Linked DNA regions of Homo sapiens: region 1 is linked to region 2. Evidence: chromatin contacts called from ENCODE Hi-C or POLR2A ChIA-PET data. All regions are on one chromosome and are shown on one strand. Each heading gives the region's core, a stretch centred on a gene start or an enhancer-like site at or near the end of the contact. The rest is flanking DNA. Distances are from core to core; before and after follow the strand shown.

Region 1 (5,910 bases), core at 772-3,271, 260 kb after region 2:
ACAGCCCCAGATGCCAGGAACCCCAGGCGTGACTGTGCACTGGCTCGAGCCTGCCTTGCAATGTGGCCTCCCTGCCCAGGGCCTTCGCGGGGGCCACGGTGCATGACTGCTTTAACTGGCTGTCAGTGCTGGTCCTGCTGCCCCTGGAGGCTGCCACTGGCTACCTGCACCACATCACTCGACTTGTGGTGGCCTCCTTCAACATCCATGGTGGCCGTGATGCTCCTGACCTGCTCAAGATCATCACAGAGCCCTTCACGAAGCTCATCATCCAGGTGACAGCAGGGCCTGGCATGGGGTGAGGGTGGGGGTAACAAGGGACCCAGCCTCCTTCACTCCCCCTGCCCACATCTTGCCCACAGCTGGACGAGTCTGTGATAACCAGCATTGCCACTGGTGATGAGTCCCTGAGGAACCACAGTCTCATCCAGATCTGGTGCCACCCAGACTCCTTACAGGTGAGTCCCAGGCCTAACCCCAGGTAAGAGGACTCCCTCTTCAGACTCTTGGTTTCATTGTCTGTTCAAAATGCTCCAGATAGACCTTGAAGATCATTTAGCCAGGAGAGGGCAAATATGTGGCCCTTCTACTGTGCTTACAGTTAACATTGCTAATTCCTCCCAACTTCCCACATCGCCTTAGGCAGACATCACCAATCAATTAAAGTTGTTATGTAATTGATCTAGCCCAGTGGTTCTTGAAGTGTGGTCCCAGGCCAGCATCTTGTGTGCCGTGTGGGAACCTATTAGAGATGCAAATCACCCTGCCCTTCCCTAGACCTACTGAATCTGGAAACCCCTGGGAGCGGGGCCAATGGCCTATGCTTCAGCAGTTCCTCTAGGTGTGCTCAGTGCTCAAGTTTGAGAACCGCTGATCCAGCGCAACCCTTGGGTTTCACAGGTAGAGACACAGGTTCAGAGAGGCTAAGAAACGTGCCAGAGCTTATCCTACCATGTCAGGGCCTGAGCACCCTAGAGGGGTTAGTGACTCAGCTGGGCCATGTTTTGGGACCCAGGTAACGTGGGGAAGAGGCAGAGTGCTATAAGGATACCAAGGAAAGTAACAGGAAGGTGAGCTGCGTGGAGAACTCCTTGGAGATGTTAACAGCCGCTTGTGCTGGCATCGGGGGTTCCTTCTCCTGGAGACTGCCACAGGCGGGAGTCCCTTGTCCTTCTGCACTGTTTCTGCTGCTTCTAATACTGGGAAGATCTGTTTGAATCAAGTGGATGCTCATGGACCACCCATTATGCCAGGCTGATGAGGAAGCAGGCAATTAGCACACTTCCTTACTCAGCTGTGAAAAGGCAAATGCTTCATCCAAACCACAATGCACCATATTTGCTTCTCCCTGATGCTTGCATGTGAGACATAACTCCATTTACAATGAGATACGAGGAAATCCAAGCCACAGCACAGCACAGCACAGCACAAGCCCTTCCCCTTCCCCTTCCCCTTCCCCTTCCCCTTGCTGCTTCTTGTGACTGGACCTTTACCCTGGTGCGAACAGAAAACACTCATCTGACTCGCCCTGCGATGCTCCTTTGCATCTGAAGTTGCTCCAGCTCAGCCTCTGAGTGTTCAAAGCAGCCTTACATAAAAAAAAACCCCTGCGGGCAGCTTTTACGCTGACTTCATGACCTCTTTAATACATCAACCACTTTCTCACGAGCTCTCTGAGCACTCTTAGTGCTCTCTGACTCACCACAAGCCTCTCTACTTCATAGCAAAATCTGGAAGGGAGAGAAATCACACACTTTGATCTTCGCAAAAAGCAAGCCATGGAAGACAGCTCTGTTCCTCACTGCCCCTGAGCTCCCTGCCGGCCACCTACTGCAGCTTCCGGCAGATCTCAACCAGCAGCCTCCACGTCCTCACTTGAAGTCATCCTCACCCAGGTTCACTCTGGGGAGGCCGCCCTTGGGCCTTTCTCTACGGCTGCAGCTGACACTTGTCCAGCTGGTTTCTCTTCCTCACTCTACCAGGAAATGCTTTCCTTAAACGCTTTCTGCAGGGCAGGGTCTCATTTCCTCGGCTTGGAGAGTAGCTGGTGGGTGGGACCCAAGCTCTCACTTTCATCCCCTTTCTGGGACAGCGCCCCGAAGGAGTGTGACTCACACAGCAGTGGATGTGCTTGGTCTTGCAAAGTGTGAAGTGCGTCCTGGCTCTTCCTGCCCAAAGACGGGCCACAGAGTCTCCCCGTGCTCCCTTCCAACCTGTTCCCATTGACGCCAACTTTCACCATGCTGGACCTGAACCAGCCCGAAACAGTCTCCAGGGAAGCTATGCACCAGGGAGAGGAGGCAAGTCCAAGGCCTACCAGATGGGGAAAGCAGCAGCAGCGGCAGTTGAGTGATCAGACACTTGAGTCTCCCGGGACCCTGACACCGTCCTGGGAATCACCTTCTTATGTGGCCACACTGTGGACTGTCAACTATACCTGCCTGGATTAAACAAGCATCTTTTGAGGACTTGCAACCTGGGAGGCAGGGATTATCACGTCCCCATTTTACAGACGAGGAGCACTGAGCCCCAGAGAAGTGCAGTGGCTTGCCCAAGTCCATGTAATTGAGGTAGGATACAAATCCTGGTAGAATCCTGACTATCTCGTTGCCTCTCTCACTCACCGGTCTGACATTCTACTATGTATGTCTGCTTCCCATGCTGCCCATCAGGCCTGAAGGCCACCAGGTGACCATAGCCACGTGGAGACGACTCCAGAGATAGCGGGTGTTGCTCTAAGGAGAAGTTCTCCTTTTCGCCACCAGGTGGTGCTGCTGGCACAGTGCTCTCCCTCGGCTTCCAGAAGAACAAAGGCCCTAGAGCTCCCCTTCCTCTGAGGGGGAAACTGCTGCGCTGGCCCACATCCTGACAGTCTCCTGTGAGCTTAATCACCTCCTTCAGTCCCCAGAAGGGGCCTCTTTAATTTAGGGTGTCCCTATAGGCACTTAAATCCCAACTCCCTCTTCCAAAATGCTTCCAACTAGCCCCTGGGAAAAGGTGGGTAGCATTATGGACTTCATGCTGCAGAGGAGGAAACTGAGGCCCAGAGAGGCTAAGTGTTTGCTCTGGTGACACACAGCTGGGAACGGCTCAGCTGGGGTATGGGCCCAGGGCTGTCCACAGGCCCATTCTGTTCTTCCCACAGAGCCCACCACCCGCTTCAGGCCCCTCCAGCCTCTCCTACCCCACCCCAGGCCCAGGCAGGGATGGGCACATCTTGGGAAGATGCCCCCAGATCCTGGGCCTCCCAGCTCTTTTATCTAAGCTGGAGTTTCCATCTTCTCCCTCTGCCCCACAGGGAAGCCCCAGGGCCTGCTCCCTCCCGGCAGTTCACTCTCTGCCTGGCTTTGTCCCTCCTGCCAGCTTTACCTTCCTCTCTTGTACTTTAGGGTCTCTGGGCTCCCAGCCAGGGCCACACAGTCCCAGGCAAGAAGGTCAAGGTTCTAAAAACCCAGAGGGCTTGGCCCTGCTGCTGCCTCTGCCAGCCCTAAGTTGGGACCCCAGTAAAGTTCCCCATTCTCCTCCAGCCTTCGCAGGGTCCCACAGTCCTCCCCACAGAGACCACTGGGCCCAGCCCAGGTTAGGTCAGTGGGGCACACGTTGACCAGGCACCTACTCATTCAAGGGGTTGTCTGCTACCTCAGCATCCAGGCTGGGTACTCCCAGGAAGGTCCAGCAGGCTCCTCCCCAACAGGGCTAGGGTTCTCAGGTTCATCTGCAGGGGCCACTGGTCCTGACCTAGGAAGTCAGTCACACACACAGCCTCCCAACCATGTGATCCTGAACGGGCCCAGCGAGGGAGAGGGTCACTCCATATCAGAAGACAGTTTACCGAAGGCTCATGATGAGCCAAGCCCTGTGATGAGCGCTTTAAACACATTCCCCCTGTAACCTTTACAGCAGCTCCTCTATTATCCTGCGTTAGAGAAAACAGGCTCTGAGAGGTGGCATGGCTTACCCAGGGTGGTTGGTATAAGAAGCAGGATTTGAACTCAGATCTGCCTAACAGCAAACACCTGGCTCTCTCTCTCCCTTACCCTCGCAGCAGTTACCGTTGCTTTCCCAGCCTGGTTTTCTCATCTAGCCCATCGCAGCCTATTTTTTCCAGGCTTCTTGGCCTGCCATTCAGGCCCAGTCTTGATGGGTCCCCAAGGCCCTGATGTGGCGAACTGGGAGCACAGAAGAGCACATTGCCCCATTCAAGGGAGCACATCCCGCTAAAATAAACCCGGATGTTACACCAGACGCCATAAAAGTTCTTACCTTGGCCAGCATGGTGGCTCACACCTGTAATCCCAGCACCTTGGGAGGCCGAGGTGGGTGAATCACCTGAGGTCAGGAGTTCGAGATCAGCCTGGCCAACATGGCGAAACCCCATCTCTACTAAAAATACAAAAAATTAGCTGGGCGTGGTGGCAGGGGCCTGTAACCCTAGCTACTCGGGAGGTGGAAGCGGGAGAATCGCTTGAACCCAGGAGGCGGAGGTTGCAGTGAGCCGAGATTGTGCCACTGGACTCCAGACTGGGCAACAGAACAAAAACTCTGTCTCAAAATAAATAAATAAATAAATAAATAACTTCTTAACCCAACAAGGCTACAAATGAGTTGTCCACAGGCCAGACTGGCCTGCTTCTGCTGACCTTCATTGAATTGTAAAAGATAACTCAAAGTGGTCGCCAATATTTACAGATTGGGAGTTTGTTGCTTTCGGGAGTTTTTCATTTTTTGAGATAAGGTCTTGCTCTGTCACTCAAGCTGGAGTGCAGGGGCATGATCATAGCTCACTCCAGCCTCGACCACCTGGGCTCAAGAGATCCTCCTGCTCCAACCTCCTGAGTAGCTAGGACTACAGGTGTACACCACCATGCCCTAATTTTCTTTGTGGAGACAAGGTCTTGCTATGTTGCCCAAGATGGCCTCCCACTCCTGGCCTCGAGTAATCCTCTCACCTCAGCCCCCCAAAGTGCTGGGATTACAGCCATGAGCCACACTGCACCTGGCCCAGATTGGGAGATTTCATCTAGAACTTCAGAGTTGTGGCTTTTCTCATAGAAATTGGGCAATTTAGCCACACTAGGCTGCGTCCCTGGATGGTGACAGTGATCAGGAGCTGAGTAGCTACTGCTGACTCTACAGGCCCAGCAGAAACTCTCCCCACCTCTTCCACACACAGCCCGAGCTGCTCACTTAGGTTACCGGCCCGGACCTGTGGCCTTCTGAATTGTAGGGCCTCCCTGGGGAGCCCCTTTGTCTCACTGACAGTAGGTGGGCAGAAGAGACGTGTGGGCTGGGCCCTCTGTCCCCTTACACCCCCTGAGGATAAGGAATTGATCTAGAGGAGAATGGAGCTTGAGCTAAGGGTGTCTTGGAGGAGAGGAAGGAGCCAGGATGCTGGGGAAGGGGCACCGAGAAAGGGATGGGTAATAAAAGATGAGGAAGGGGGAGTTTTCAGAAAAAGAGGAACATGTTCAGCAGCACCCAATGCCACTGAGAGAGGGAGGAAAAGAAAGACAGGAAGCCACTGGATGTGGCCCCAGGGAGAGCTGGGCCAGTGGAGTGACAGGGCAGAACACACAGAGGACCAGATTCTTGTGTGGCAGGCACTTTCATCCACATGTCCTCAGTGGAAGAGACAGGCTCAGAGAGGGCAAGAGACCCATCCATGGTCACAGAGCAGGAGGCCCATCTCCATCTTCCCCATCTCTCCCTAACTCCCATCTCAGCCCCAACCTCAGGCTGTGTTTTCCTAATTCACTAAGTCACCCTCCTCCTGATCTAGGCTCCCACCTCCATGTCCAGAGCAGAGGCCAACTCCAGCCAGACCCTTGGAAATGCCACCATGGAGAAATGTAAGTGCCTGCAACATGGGAGGTGTCCTGCATGGCAGGGGCAGAGCCTAGCAGTGGCAGG
Region 2 (5,621 bases), core at 92-2,591:
CCAGGCCCAGACCTTGACTAGGCGCGGGAGGCGGTGCAGGGACTAGAGGACCCCCTCCCCCGGCGTTCCCCTCGCCCCGCCCGAGGCTGCGAGGACCCCTGGGCTCGGGGGTGGTGAGGGAGCTTCGTCCCGGCTGGGCCCGGGCTGGGGACTCGGCCTCCCTGGGCGGGGGCCGCACGGCTGCAGGCCGAGGTGCGGACGCGCTGTCAGGCTGCAGCCCGGCTCGGTGCCGGGGGTGGGCTCAGCGCTGGGGTCGCCTGGCTTCGTTCCCCCGCGGAGGCCACGGCCGGGCGAGCAGTGCCGGGGCGGGTAACCCGACCCGGCTCCCCAGAGCCGCTCACCCCGCACGGCCCGGCAAGGGGAGGGAGAGGGATGGGGGGAGGGGGAAGGGAAGGGGTGGTGGGTGAGGGGCTGTGGGCACCGCAGGGCCGAGTCCCCGGCCCGTCTGCGCTGCTGTAGGGCGGCTGCCCGCGGCACCCGGGACGATCCAGCCTCTGCCTCGCGGGCGTCGAGCCTGAGACAGGAGGGAGCCCTGGGGCTGCACAGGCTTGGCTCAGGGAGGCAGACCCGAGCTGCTGCCTCCATTTTGTTTCCTGCTCAGCTTGGTCTGTGGTGGTGGTGGTGGTGGTGGTGTGGGTTTGGGGTGCGGCCGGGTAGGGGGTTCGCCTGCGGCCGCGTCTGCTCGGGGCCTGAGGCCTCGAAGACCCCAGCCCAAGCCCCCAGGTGAGCCCTGCGGCAGGAGGGGGGTTGCCTTGGCCTCGGGCCGAACCCAGCGGGCTGAGGGCAGGTGCCCAGTGGATGGGGAGCCTGGGCTGTAACCTAAGATGGAGGCCGGGACTGACGCGGGCCCGAGCAGGGCTGGCGGGACGATCGGACAGGCCTCAGCCGCGCCAGGTGCCGCCTGGGTTGGGGTTCGAGACGCGTAGGGTGCGGGAGCCGTGTGCGGCCCGAGGCCAGCGCCGTGCCCCGAGGTAGGTGAGGGGATCGGAATGCCACCCACGACGCCCGCAGGCCCCGACACTCCAAGGAGGCGCGCGAGGCCCCTGGGGAGCCCGCCTCAGGCCCCGCCCGGGCAGCCGGGCCGGCCCGTAGGCCCCGGCCGCGAGCGGGCGCGCAGGGGGAGGGGAGGGGGCGGCAGCGGCAGCTCCGCTGATTGGGCGGCGCTCTCACAAGCCCGACTTCACCCGCCCTGAACCCCGAAGAGTGAGAGAAGGGAACGCGCGCGCTCGGTGGGGGAAGGGGTGCGCGCGCACTCGGGGCCCAGCCGCACGCGGGCCGGCGCGAGGCGCTCGGTCGCACGCGCGGCCGCGGGGGCGCGCGCGGTGGGGGTGTGAGGAGGAGGAGGCGGCGGCGGAATAGGCCGGGGCAGGTCGCGCTCGCTGCCTTCTCCCCTGAAGAGAGACGCGGGGGGAGGGGGGTGCGGCGAGCGGCCCCGCTCTCTCCCCACCGCTCCGCTCGCACCCCAGTGTAATGAGGGTCACCCCCTCCCCCCAGCTGGCCCGGGAGGGGGCGCGGGGCACGGTAACTAGTGCGCTGGGGTGGGCGGCGGGCAGGCGCGAGGAGAAGGGAGGGAGGAGGGTGGCCGGGCGGGGAAGATGGTGGTGGCCGTAAGGTGAGGGGCTCGGGGGAGGGCCAGGCGCGATGCGGGGTTGGTGGCCGGCGGCGCTGCAGCCGCCGGCCTCCTCCCCCTCCCCCTCCTCCATCACTACCAGCCGGGCTCAGGCCTAGCTGGCCGGGCTGCCGCGAACTTCCTCCCGGCGCGGCCCGTGCCCCGCCGGCCGCCTGCGAACACCTCGGCCTCCGCCTCCCCTCAGGTAGCAGGCTGCGGGGCGCGGGGCCGGCTGCCCTCCCGCAGCAAACTTTGCTTGCTGCTGAATATTGATGAGAGCGATCGGCTCGGCTGGGAGGTGCTGCCGCGGCTGCGGGAAGGAGCGCGGCCCGGGCAGGCGGCGGCGGCGTCGGCAGCAGCCATGTTTTTCGAGCTGTAGCAGCTGCTGCTACCCTGACTGGGCTTCGCTGGCCGCCTCGGTTTCTCCCTCTGCCGGGTCCAGGCCTCTTCGCCCTGCAGCTGCGGATCCAGCAGGCCTGCATTCAGGAAGGCGAGCTCTGGGGTGCAGCCGCCTCGGCCGGCTCGCCTGCGGCCTGCGCACCGCCGCTGCAAAGGCTCCGGCGCTGGCTGGGCGCAGGGTGCAGCGCTATTGTGACCGCTGCGCCCTAGCGAGCCAGGAAGGGGGGGGTACCTTTTTGTGCAGGGTCCAGGAGCCCCCCTCGGACCCCGCAGCCTTTTGCTTTTGAGAGATCCAGCTGCTCGACCCCTGGCGAGGGAGGGGGAGGACTAGTCCTGTTTGAGAATTGGGAATTTTGACGGGCAGAGGGGTTTTAATTTTAGTTCATCCCAAGTGTCCACCAGTCTACAGAGGAGGAAAAAGAGACGGGCTGTTTCTATGTAGCAGGATCGGCCCAGCTTCGGGAAAATGGAGTTTTCAGAGGCTCATCGAGGCCATTTTTTCATCTCCAGTCGGGGGAACTTTTTCTGCCCATGGAAGTGCAGCAGAAAGGCATAGAGGCCACTAGGCCTTGAAGTGGCTGCCATTTTAAAGAGTCGAGTCAGATGGCCTATTAACTCAGATTAATTGCTGTGCTTTTGGATTCCAGGTTGATGCCGGCCCAGGATGGATCAGACCTGTGAACTACCCAGAAGAAATTGTCTGCTGCCCTTTTCCAATCCAGTGAATTTAGATGCCCCTGAAGACAAGGACAGCCCTTTCGGTAATGGTCAATCCAATTTTTCTGAGCCACTTAATGGGTGTACTATGCAGTTATCGACTGTCAGTGGAACATCCCAAAATGCTTATGGACAAGATTCTCCATCTTGTTACATTCCACTGCGGAGACTACAGGATTTGGCCTCCATGATCAATGTAGAGTATTTAAATGGGTCTGCTGATGGATCAGAATCCTTTCAAGACCCTGAAAAAAGTGATTCAAGAGCTCAGACGCCAATTGTTTGCACTTCCTTGAGTCCTGGTGGTCCTACAGCACTTGCTATGAAACAGGAACCCTCTTGTAATAACTCCCCTGAACTCCAGGTAAAAGTAACAAAGACTATCAAGAATGGCTTTCTGCACTTTGAGAATTTTACTTGTGTGGACGATGCAGATGTAGATTCTGAAATGGACCCAGAACAGCCAGTCACAGAGGATGAGAGTATAGAGGAGATCTTTGAGGAAACTCAGACCAATGCCACCTGCAATTATGAGACTAAATCAGAGAATGGTGTAAAAGTGGCCATGGGAAGTGAACAAGACAGCACACCAGAGAGTAGACACGGTGCAGTCAAATCGCCATTCTTGCCATTAGCTCCTCAGACTGAAACACAGAAAAATAAGCAAAGAAATGAAGTGGACGGCAGCAATGAAAAAGCAGCCCTTCTCCCAGCCCCCTTTTCACTAGGAGACACAAACATTACAATAGAAGAGCAATTAAACTCAATAAATTTATCTTTTCAGGATGATCCAGATTCCAGTACCAGTACATTAGGAAACATGCTAGAATTACCTGGAACTTCATCATCATCTACTTCACAGGAATTGCCATTTGTAAGCAGTTTTTGGTACAACTTAAATATATACATATATGTATATATACAGGCCACTTAAAGGGAAACTTGTAACAAATTTGTTTTTGGTTGCTTATCAGTTCACAGCTGAAATCCTATTGCTAATCATAAGCTTTGGGCAAAATTTTACTTTGATTTTTAAATTTATCTCTGTTGTATGAATTTGGTTGTTTTAAGCTTTTTCCAAATAACTCTTCATTGAGAGTAGGCTAATGCTTTTAAAGGCATTTGATTGAGTTCAGGTTTAATTTCTCAAGTTGGAGGTATACATATATGATTAAAAAAAAAAAAAAAAGATGGGTTTTGGCCTGCCAGCACCATGAGTGCAGGTGAACCAATTTAGTACTTGGAGTCCTGTTGCTATATGTGGCAGATTATTTTTTTACTTGATGACTTGACTCTTACTTCAGGTTGAAGGGCATTTTGAACACAGATTAAAGTGGCTAAGATGAAGTTTTCTTGGACATTGTCAAAATCTAAATTAGGCTAGTTTTTCTGAACTACCTGTTTTGAAGGTATAGCATCCTGTGCTTTTGATAACTGCCACCATTAGCTCTTTTTTTTTTTTTTGAGGTGGAGTCTCACTCTGTTGCCAGGCTGGAGTGCAGTGGTTGATCACTGCAACCTCTGCCTCTTGGGTTCAAGCAATTCTCCTGCCTCACCCTCCCGAGTAGCTGGGATTACTGGTACCCATCACCACGCCCGGCTAATTTTTGTATCACCATTAGCTCTTGAAGTTTTTCTAGTTTTGTTTTGTTTTATTTTATTTTATTTTAACAGAACCCTAACTAAGACAAAGTTTTATATTTATTTATTGTTTAGAGACTGGCCTTGTCATGTTGCCCAGGCTGGCGTCGGGACTCCTGGGCTCATTCGATCCTCCTGCATCAGCTAGAACTACAGTAGTTTCAGATTTTGAAGTGTGTATGTGTATGTGTGATATGTATATATTCCGTGTGTATAGAAATGGAGAGTATCTTATTTGAGTTGTTGTTTTCAGTAATGCTGTCAAGTATTGTTAGAGGGTGATAAATGATAACATTTGTTTTTATTTGAGCTTATGAAGAATTTCTTGACTTTCTAGCTAAATGATCAGTTCACTTCTCTTAGCCTCAATTTTATTGCGTCTAAATTCCAGAAGTTCTTGATTGCTATAAGATTCCTTCAGCTTTAAATATTAATATTTGATATTGATTTTGTTTCTGCCCAAACACATTGTTTGGTCACCGCCGGTAATGTTAGCAAAGAGAATTTTTTTTGGCCAACAAATGTCTCATACCACATTCAGTTTTTATAAGAAAAACTTTTATGGTATGTTGTTATTCTGAGTTCATTAAACATTCGCTTTACCTTATATCCCTGCTGTTCTTTAAAGTTACAGAGGGAGAATGTGGGTGTGTCACTTTTGTTTCTGTTGATTTGTATCTTAATTATGCCTTGGTACTCCTTGGTTTCTTGGCAATTGCAGATTTAAAAAAATTTGCTTTAGTGGTTATCTTGAGTCTGAATTGTCCTACACATTAGGGTGGGTAGGCTGTTTTGAAAACCTATTGGCAGCTCAGACAAATCCTTTTTCTTGGGTTCACGTTGAAATTTATTTTATATATATATCGTGTCTTTGTTTTTGCACATAAATTTAAATCTGAGAATGGAGATAGATGTTTCTCTAGAAGCATACAAATAGAATTGTAAACCTGTTTCTCGTCAAAGAGATGTTAGTGGAGTATTGGTTCTATTAAAAAAAAAATGAAGGCTGAGTGTGGTGGCTCACACCTGTAGTCCCAGCACTTTGGGAGGCTGAGGTGGACAGATCACCTGAGGTCAGGAGTTTGAGACCAGTCTGGCCAACATGGTGAAACTCCGTCTCTACAAAAATTAGCCGGGCGTGATGGTGGGCAACTGTAATCCCAGCTACTCGAGAGGCTGAGGCAGGAGAATCGCTTGAACCCAGGAGGCAGAGGTTGCAGTGAGCCAAGATTGCGCCATTGCACTCCATACTGGG

The links. Hi-C counts contacts between places; a loop is a spot of excess contacts on that map. ChIA-PET counts read pairs that join two places held with the same protein, here RNA polymerase II (POLR2A). Pooled maps may share reads with other maps.
Region 1: a loop to region 2 is called in a pooled map, with 4 times the contacts of the local background. The contact joins the enhancer-like site here to the promoter of NSD1 in region 2. A Hi-C loop is called at or near these places in 7 of 50 pooled maps. POLR2A ChIA-PET finds 5 or more read pairs at or near these places in 5 of 52 experiments (OCI-LY7, T-cell, WTC11 and 2 more).

The regions. Positions count from the first base shown.
Region 1 is chr5:177,387,915-177,393,824 of GRCh38, forward strand. SLC34A1 (solute carrier family 34 member 1) reads left to right here. Exons shown (of 13, transcript NM_003052.5): 7 at 80-275; 8 at 363-458; 9 at 5,780-5,849. Among named protein-coding and RNA genes, the nearest start is that of SLC34A1, 6.4 kb to the left of the region's middle. RefSeq lists enhancers at 1,221-2,420, 1,461-4,274, 1,506-1,555, 1,696-1,745, 2,996-3,075 and 2 more. Within about 2 kb of position 2,022, at least 15 of the 41 ENCODE cell types and tissues checked have a DNase peak (open chromatin) inside an H3K27ac peak, as active enhancers do; they include OCI-LY7, where a contact is called at or near this core.
Region 2 is chr5:177,132,432-177,138,052 of GRCh38, forward strand. NSD1 (nuclear receptor binding SET domain protein 1) reads left to right here and starts at 1,342. Exons shown (of 23, transcript NM_022455.5): 1 at 1,342-1,521; 2 at 2,656-3,599. The coding sequence starts at 2,673. RefSeq lists enhancers at 333-884, 377-671, 885-1,438, 1,439-1,990, 1,991-2,544 and silencers at 708-1,377, 1,458-1,617, 1,678-1,977.